Regions from separate parts of the Homo sapiens genome. Here region 2 is linked to region 1. A link is a contact called in ENCODE Hi-C or POLR2A ChIA-PET data. All regions are on one chromosome and are shown on one strand. The core of a region is the stretch at or near the end of the contact, and the rest is flanking DNA. Distances in the headings are between cores, read along the strand shown. Region 1 holds the start of AFDN-DT (AFDN divergent transcript). Region 2 overlaps LOC105378129 (a long non-coding RNA gene).

What was found. Hi-C counts contacts between places; a loop is a spot of excess contacts on that map. ChIA-PET counts read pairs that join two places held with the same protein, here RNA polymerase II (POLR2A). Pooled maps may share reads with other maps.
Region 2: a loop to region 1 is called in a map of ascending aorta, with 3 times the contacts of the local background. The contact joins the enhancer-like site here to the promoter of AFDN-DT in region 1. A Hi-C loop is called at or near these places in 3 of 168 maps with a recorded cell type or tissue (ascending aorta, chondrocyte and endothelial cell of umbilical vein) and 9 of 50 pooled maps. POLR2A ChIA-PET finds 5 or more read pairs at or near these places in 1 of 52 experiments (activated T-cell).

The regions. Positions count from the first base shown.
Region 1 is chr6:167,823,941-167,828,396 of GRCh38, reverse strand. AFDN-DT (AFDN divergent transcript) reads left to right here and starts at 1,601. Exons shown (of 2, transcript NR_027906.1): 1 at 1,601-2,994; 2 at 3,591-4,456. It overlaps AFDN (afadin, adherens junction formation factor), which reads right to left and starts at 1,486. Exons shown (of 34, transcript NM_001386888.1): 1 at 1,160-1,486. The coding sequence starts at 1,264. RefSeq lists silencers at 1,334-1,533, 2,448-2,517 and enhancers at 1,684-1,763, 1,794-1,863.
Region 2 is chr6:167,549,402-167,553,963 of GRCh38, reverse strand. It overlaps LOC105378129 (a long non-coding RNA gene), which reads right to left. Exons shown (of 3, transcript XR_943268.2): 2 at 3,637-3,682; 3 at 2,572-3,000. Among named protein-coding and RNA genes, the nearest start is that of LINC02538, 130 kb to the left of the region's middle. Within about 2 kb of position 2,868, at least 14 of the 41 ENCODE cell types and tissues checked have a DNase peak (open chromatin) inside an H3K27ac peak, as active enhancers do; they include ascending aorta, where a contact is called at or near this core.

The sequences.
Region 1 (4,456 bases), core at 352-2,851:
AATAGAGTCCTTCCCATGACTGGCAAAAACTCAAGAAATCAGAGAAGCAATAGTCAAATTCTCTCAAAAACATAAAGTGGAATTTAATGATAAAAGGATTACATTTCGTAAGAATGTTCAAATCTGCCAAACATGTTTTGTTGCCTAGGAGCTAGTATTTTATAGCAAGTATTAACTATAAATTACCTATTACAACAAATCAAAAATAGACGCTATTAAAATGATTTCCTAAACGGGCACAAATATTGAGTGAAATTTTTTTATGCTGGTAAAGTCTGTGCAGCCACCGAATGAACAGAGCGCGGAACCGACCCTTGCGGAGCGATTTACAGGGTTGCTCCCCGACCCTTCACCTCCCTCCCCTCTCCACGGAGCCCTTCCTAGTGGACTTGGACTCAAACATTTTTTTAAAAGCTGCTCGGAACGCTTTCAGCAGCTTTGCTATAAACAACCCCCATTGTTACCAGGCCAGGAGCGAGCGTGATTTCCTCCTCCTCTCAGGGAGCCAGCCTGGGGCCGGCGCCTCCCTCCGGGCAGAGGCCGCCGCAGAGGGCCCTTCCTCGCGGCCCCGAAGGTGGAGAAGGCGCGCCTTTCCTCGGAGGCGTCCGACTCCGGGCCTGTGCCATCAGGCAGCCCGCACCTCCCGAACTTTGTGATACTGACTTTCCCCTCCCAGCTGGCAGCCTGCAAGTTTATGAACCCGAAGCACAGCGCGCGTCACAGGCTCCATCCCGGCCACGGCGAAGGGGCGCCGCGAGCCACAACCGGGCTGCAGGTGGAGGGCGCCGGCCCCGCGCGCCGCCGCGCCCCCCGCGCCGCCGGGGATGAGGCCGGGGCCGCGCCGCGCTCGCGGGGGTGGGGGCGGCGGCCCAGGTGAGCCACCAGGTGAGCGGCCGGAGAGGGGAACAGGTGACTGCCGCGCCCCGCCAGCCCCCGCTCGGCCCGCGCGACCCCGGGATACACCGCGGCAGGGGGACGGGGGCTGCGGGGGACGCCGGGGCCCGCGGTGGGCCTGGGGGAGGGGGAGGGGAGAGAAGGGGCGGAGGGGGGAGGGGGAAAGGAGGGCGGGTCCGCGGCTGGCGGGCGGCGGCGGGGGGGAGGGGCGGGGCGCGGCGCAGCGGGCGGGGGTCGCGCAGGCCCCGCGCCCGGCGGTGCTCACCTCGGTCGGCTGGCTGATCTCGAACAGGTCCAGCCGGTTGGCGTTCCAGTGGTGGATGATGTCGGCCAGCTTCCGCCGCTCCTCGTCACGGCCGCCCGCCGACATGGTCCTGGCCGCGCCTCCTCAGCCGCGCGGGGCCGGGGCCGGAGGACGGGCCGAGGACGACAGGTCCGCGGGGGCCCGGCGCCCCTCGCCACCCCCCGCCGGCCGCCTCCGCCTCCGCGGCTGCCTCCGCCTCCGCGGCCGCGCCGCGTCCTCCGACTTGGCCTCCGCCTGGGGCTCAGTCCGCGCCGCGCCGCGCCGCCTCAGCCCCGCCGGCCGGTGTGCGCCCGGCGCCCGCCGCCCGCCGCCCGCACCCGCCCGCGCCCCGCCCGCCGCCGTGCGCGCCGCCGCCCGCCGTGCGCGCCGCCGCCCCGCGCGGCGCCGCCGCACCTCCGGGCCGCTCCACTAGGTGCTGCTGCCGCGGCCGCCAGGGAGGGAGGTGTCGGAGGGCGGGCCCCGCGCGGTGCTAGGGTTCCGTCTGGACTGGCGGTGGTGGGTCCCAACCGGCGGTACCGGGTTCCTTCCCGACCAGCGGTGCTAGGTTCGGTTCGGACGCGCGCTGCTGGATCTAAATGGGCAGTGCTGGGTCCGATGGGTGGTGCTGTGTTGGGTCCGGACGCGCGGTGCAGAGTCCGGACGGGCGGTGCTGGATCCAAATGGGCGGTGCTGGATCTGGACGGGCGGTGATGGGTCCGATGGGCGGTGCTATGTTCGGTTCGGACGGGCGGTGCTAGGTCTAAATGGGCGCTGCTGGGTCCGATGGGCGGTGCTGCGTTCGGTCCGGACGGGCGGGGACGGGCGGTGCTGGGTCCAAATGGGTGGTGATGGATCTGTGGACGGGCGGTGCTGGTTCCAGACGGGCGGTGCTGGGTCCAGACGGGCGGTGGGTCCGATGGGCGGTGCTAGGTTCGGTTCGGATGGGTGGTGCTAGGTCTAAATGGGCGGCGCCGGATCCGATGGGCGGTGCTGGGTTCGGTCCGGACTGGCGGGTCCGGGTCTGGACGGGCGGTGCTGGATCCAAATGGGGGTGCAGTGCTGGATCTGGACGGGCGGTGCTGGGTCCGAACGGGCGATGGGTCCCATGGGCGGTGCTAGGTTCGGTTCGGACTGGCGGTGCTGGGTCTAAATGGGCGGCGCTGGGTCCGATGGGTGGTACTGGGTCCGGACGGGCGGTTCTGGGTCTGGACGGGCGGTGCAGTATCCAAATGGGCGCTGCTGGGTCCGGACGGGCGGTGCTAGGTTCGGTCCGGACGGGTGGTGCTGGGTCTAAATGGGCGGTGCTAGGCTCAGCAGGGGACCGGTGGGCGTGGCGGCACAGGTACGGAGCGCAGGGCCGGTGGAGCGCCCTCTCCGAAGGGCCCTGCGCTCCCCGCGCTCGCTGCTCCTCCTGCCCGCGCATTGCCCCGGGGCTGCTGCGTGTTTCTTCCAGGGTGATTCCTTTCCGCTGGGTCACTTCAAAGCCGACCTTTTCAAGCTGTTTTCTTCCGCGGAGGACACGTTGTTAGGCTTTGTGTGCATTTCAAGGGTCATGTTTTCTGAACCGCGCTCTGCCGCTCTTGGGGTGTTCGAGCCCCCACACTGCTGTGCGGTGTTCCTCTCACAGAGTGAGGTTGGAGGGTCCCACTCCCTTTGTGTGTCTCCTTAGAAAACGCCTCTTCTCTCAGACACATCGTTATCTGCCAATTCTTCGCAGACGTAGAGAACGGACTGCAGAGTTAATAAACGTCGAGGGGAAGCTTTGATGCGCCCCATTTGGCCCTGAGAGATGCCACGTGATCGTCATTTTAAATCCTGTACGTGTCCCCGTGGACGTGGAAACCTGAAATTAATTTCAGTAGCAAGCTTTGTGAATTGTAGGGATTTTTTTTCATAAGGTGTCTTTTTTGTAATTGCCCCTCCCCTCCCCCACCCTTTGTTTTGGCTGCAGAGCGCCATCTCTGCAGTCTCCCCACGCCGGGTTCAGTCAGGCGAAGTTGCGTTATCTGTGATGTGTTGTAACAAAAAGCGTTTATCTTTGAAACACTAAGGCAAGTAATGAGAAGAGTGAACTATATTTGACAAAGCCTTTTTATTTTTGTCATTACTTTTTTTTCCAATGTGGAAATAATTTTTCTCTCCACCAACTGGATTTCCTCTTTTGCAGACAATTAAAGAATTCTGTCATCCCCACTGGGTTCTGTCTTTTCTACCGCACTTGTCCAGTACAGCTACATAAGGAGGCTTCTCAGCAGAGGAGCCTGGGGTGTTGAACCAGTGCCATGAGGGAATGAATTATTCAATAGATCGCTAGTCTCCTTTCTTAAAATTAAAGTGTGGTGACTTGCAGAAAAGCATCTGTGTCTAAATGTCATCTTCGTGTTCTAGCACTCGGTTTCTTTATGCCTTTCAGTTCCTGGGCTTCCCGATGGACTCGAGTTTTTACTATGTGAGCATCCCGGTGCCTGCACAGCAAGGACTCTCATTGGGTTCCACACGTGCTGCGCAGATCCCTGACGCAGCGTTCACTGAACCTCAACTGCAGGAGCTTCATTCCTGAGGACGCTGTTACCAAGAATGACTTGCCTCTTGAAGAATGAGTTTGCAAAGCCGGCAGTTAGATTGCTGATGTCCAAAGTAAGTATGTGTAGCATCACTAAAGAGAAAATTCAGGATTCCTGGAAAACAGTTATGGGCTCTCTGCAGTGTTATTTTTGTAATAAAAAACATATAGCATATGTGAAATACCTACTGGGTGATGCAGGACACATAGAAGGCTCGAAATTAATGTGAATCATTCTCGTTTTTCTGACTGTCATTAAAAGTCCCCATTTGTATTATGTATGAGTGGTATATCAATATCTAAACTACACTTTATTGTAGGTCCCAACCAACATTAGTTTATTGACAAATGTTTAAGAGCAGCCAAAAATTCATAGAATACCTATGATTCTTAAATCATGAACACTCCCATAACTGGTATATGTTTAGGACATGAAAATTTCCAGGCTGACAAATAATTTCGCTGTCATCGGTCAAGACTCCAGGATGATATTCTGAGCCATATGTTAATTTTGATAACCACCTAGAACAATAAAAGGTAAACATGCTACCATCTTCTATTCTCATTGCACCACTGGATTCTGGTACATCTAAAAATTGTACTTAAATGATATCCAAGAAATGCTGTAAAAAACAAAATAGGGCCGGGCGCAGTGGCTCACACCTGTAATCCCAGCATTTTGGGAGGCCAAGGCGGGCAGATCACGAGGTCAGGAG
Region 2 (4,562 bases), core at 1,619-4,118, 280 kb after region 1:
TGCATTGTGTCGTCTCCAAACCATGCAAGCCACGCTGCAGCCTGGTGGTGAGGCCTCAGCACTCGGCCTCCTGTGGCCCCGGGAAGGACGTGAGGACACATTTCCATTTCAAGTAGGTGCAGATGTTTCTTAAGTTTGACAAGTGCTGCTCTAGTCCATAGTTGAGCACATTTTTGTGCTATAGCCTTTCAGTAAGGTAGAAGAATTGTGGTTTCCTTATCACCAGCTATGATTGGGAGCATGCACGCTTAGGGGTTCGGCCCCTCTCAGGCCCGGGGGTTGCAAGAAGGCTGTCAGGGAGCCTCAGCCCACTGCTCTGGTGGCCGTGGGAGCTGTGGCTGGAGACAGGCTCGGGTGGCAGAGTCACCTCACCTTGTCCTGGCCGCTGCCCACAGACTGGCGCCTGGGTGTTCTCTGCTGCACAGGCCGCCCCACCAGGGAGCAGTGGAGCCAACAGTCACCTCCCTGAAATGTGGAACTGGGGACCGGACAGGGTTGATTCTGCTGCTTTGGGTGACATATCTGTAACGGGAAGAACTCGGGGGTTCTTGGGGGCCCTCTCCACCCCAGAGCTGGGAGAGAGCCAGACTCTTGGGGCTGGACACAGGGGACAGCGTGAGGCAGATCCCGTGGGTTCTCCAACCCTGATCCCAGCAAACCTCCTATCTGGCCTTGGGATCCATCAGATTCCCTAATATTCTCCCAATAAATGCAACACCTCTTCCTTCCCCAGGCAGGTCCAGTGGTTTCACGTTACCGGCAACCACCAGGGCAATGCAAGCTTGGGAGGAGCCAAGCCAGCTCAAAAGCCCCGAGGATGAGCTAGGCCAGTCCAGGGGTCACGATCTGCTGGGCCGTGGTTCAGTGCCCTCCCCTCCTCTAGGAATAGAACGAGAGAGAGACAGAGAGACAGAGACAGAGAGAGAGACAGAGACAGAATCAGAGACAAAGAAAGTGAGAGACAGAGACAGAGAAAGAGATAGAGAGACAGAGACAGAGACAGTCAGAGACAGAGAAAGAGAGGGAGATAGAGAGACAGAGACAGAGAAAGAGAGAGAGAGGGAGAGAGATAGAGAGAGAGACAGAGACAGAGAGTTAGAGACAGAGAAAGAGAGAGAGGGAGAGAGATAGAGAGACAGAGACAGAGAGAGTCAGAGACAGAGAAAGAGAGAGAGAGAGAGGGACAGAGACAGAGAGAGAGACAGAGACAGAGAGCGCGATTGAAAGACGGAGAGAGGAGGAAACCTCAAGTCGTCCCTGGGCTGAGACCAGACCCACCCTGGGGTTCCCAGTTGCAAGAACTTTGCACACAAGCTGGCTCATGTGGTCTTGGGCTTGCCATCAAGAGGGTTCTATGCACTGAGCGTCCTCCTTCTGGCAGCCCCCTGAGACGCCATGTGGCTTGGGCACAGCATGGGACAGTGGGTGTGGGACAGTTCTTGGCCACACGGGCTCCAGCACCAGCACGGCCCCCTCCTTGGGTGCCAGCCTCGGGTTTGGATCCAGGAGACAGGTTCGGCAAGGCTCTGCAGGACCTACAGCTGTGCCGTAGTGGGCCCAGGAGGGAGCACCGATTTTGCAAAGGCAAGAAAGGCTCAGGCGCAGCTGCAGGATCGGGAGCAGCCCTACTGTGTGCCGTCCACCTGTGGGCCTTCCACGTGTGCGCAGGAGGGCTGCAAAGCCGAGTGTGCGTGAAGGCTGAGAAAGGCCGAGTGTGCATGAAGGCTGAGAAAGGCCGAGTGTGCGTGAAGGCTGAGAAAGGCCGAGTGTGCGTGAAGGCTGAGAAAGACCGTGTGTGGAAAGAAGCCAGAGTGCTCTGTGCAATGCGGTCCCAAGCACAGGCGACCGAGGGGGCCTCCCGGGCCAGAGCAGTGTGGAGCACCCCCACCACAGCACCTGCTTCCTGGGAGCCCTTGCTCAAGGGGGCCTCCTGTCCCCCCTTGTCCCGGTCCCCAGAGCTGTTCTGGGCTCCTGTCAGCCCCGTGTCTGCTACCATCTCTGTGGCCTCGCCCTTTGCCTCGGCCTGGCGGGAACAGAGCAGGCCCCTGGGTGGCCACCAGCTCCTATTATCAGTAGGGCCCCCTCCACCCTCCACGCAGTCCTCAGGTGCCCCGCACTGGCCAGAGGCTCTCGCCCCAGCTGGTCCTGGGGGACCCTCGAGGGGAGCGTGCCCGGGGGCTGGCACGGAGCCCGTCTCTCCCAGAGGCCTCTGCCTCTCACCAGCGTGGGCACCCCACAGGCCCTGGCTTCCTTCTTTGCCTCTTGCTGGCCGGGAGGAGAGGGTGGTGGAGGGGCTGGTAACCCACATCTCACCCCTCACTTCGGGGTCACCCCAGCTGCGTCTTTGTCAGCTTGGGGTGGAAAATGGAAGGGACTTTGTGAACACAGGGCCCTTGGAGGCTGACGGCCACGTGTCTGGAGCAAGGCCGGGGCATCCGGGGCCTGGGGCGCACAGGCCGTCCCACCATGGTGCAGGCCCCATGGGGAAGCTGCAGCCCTGCCCGTGTGCAACGCAGGGAGGAGACGTGGGGCTGGTCCGCCCCAGTGGCGTTTGAAGCAGGAAGCTCAGTATGGACTCAAGTTGTTGTTTATTATTACAAGAACAAACTTATTTTCTGAGAGATGGCTCTTAAGCAGGCAGTATGCTGAGGGCTTTACTATTTAATTTTTAGAGCCGTCTCATGAGGCAGGAACTATTTTTATATTTACGAAAGAGAGGGTTAAGGAACCTGTCCAGAGTGGGAGGGGACATCCCCTCGGTACGTGTGCAGGAGAGCCAAGGGGGCACCCTGGGGGACGGCGCAGAGCGGGAGGAGACCCAGGCACACAGTGGTGGAGATGGCTGGAGCCAGGCCAGGCTCTGAGGAGGCCCGGAGACAGGCGCGAGGCCAGGGCTGCTGCGGGAGCCACGCCAAGGACAGGGTGTGTATGGGGAGGCGGCCGTGCTCTGGACGACCCTTTAGAGTTGGCTCCAAAGCTCGCCCGCAAAGCTGTTTTGCCCTTTGAAGAGAAATAAGATCACTTAAGATTTCTGTTTGTTTTTTTTTAACAGAAAAAGAAAATAAATACAAATATTATTATTCCTATTATTTGCAGGAATGTGAGACCAGCCCGGTTCAACATTTGGAGTTTATTTGAGCAGAGACAACCTCTTGAAGATGGAGAATCCCTCTTTTTTTTAAAAGCAGTTGCTGAATTTTAGAAACACATAATGTGTGTTCTCTCTACATCCAATATAGTCAAAGGACGGCTTAGTGAGGACCCCTTGTCACACCCAGGGGAACCCAGAGAAGGCAGAATGTCTCAGCTTCCTGTCCCACAGCCAGGGGTTCTCAAACATTTGTCTGTGGACAGCGGCACTTGTGCCCGTGCAGGGCATGGGGGACAGAGATTGGTTGATCTGCGTGTCATCACCCTCATGGATCAGCACCGTCCCTCTCCAGCGACCTTTCTATCACCATCCATTCATTCGCTTATTTATTCATTCATTCTCTCATTTCACAAACACCCCATGAGCTCTCATCACGGTCAGTGGGACAGAGGTGGTCCCTGACTTTGGGGAGATGGTATCCCAGTGGCCCTTCCATTCCATCCAAGCCCTTTCTTTCCACGGAAGCACAGACACCCCTCTCTTACCTGCACTCTTTTCTTTAGGCAACTAAGCCTCAACATTTGAATCTATCTAAAAATAAAGAAGAAGAAATGGCATTTTATTAGAGATTTTTTAAAGATAAAAAGTAATCAAGCCTCTGAAGAAAAGACCATCCATCTCCCTGTGGCCTCGCCAGCCATCACGAAATGCTGTAATTTGGGGAGAGAAGATGCATTATACTGCATCTTAATATTAGAAAAACCCGCAGTCTTTGACTCAGCAGTCCCACTTTTAGGTTTCTATACTGCAGAATAAAAGCGTGAGTACATAGACACTAGAATACAAAGGTTTTCATTTTCAGAATTATAACACAAAAACGGAATTGACACGGATGTTCCTCAACAGCGGCAGAGGTGAAAAAATTATTGTAAGGTCCACTGTGGAATCTTTTGCATCTGTGAAAAGTAATGAATCAGTGACATCCAAATTAATATGGAGAGATGTTCATTATTCAGTGAAATAAAACAAGCTGCTGAGTAACATGTACTGTAGCATTTCATTTTTTTTTTTGTAAAAAGAACAATAATGGCACCCTGTACATCTGAGCAAAGATTAACCACGGAGGCTGCACCTCAGATTGGAAACATCGGTCACTACAGAGCTGGGATGTGAAGAAGGTTAGGAGGGACATTCCAAACGATTTTAGCACACAGACCTCTTTTTTTTTTTTTTTTTTTTTTTAACTTGTTCCAACCAACATGTATCACTTTCAAAAGGAAAAAAGAAAAGAAAAAAATCCAATGATTACCAGAAGTCAGTCACAATAGTAACAAGACAGAAAAAGACTCAAAGCACAGCCGCTCGTGGGACGTTTCAGTGGATGAGAGAGTCCCTGGCATGTTCTGTGCCGGGAGCTGGCAAATTTGCTGCATAATGGGCCGGAGAGCAGGCGTTCTGGGCTCTGTGGGCC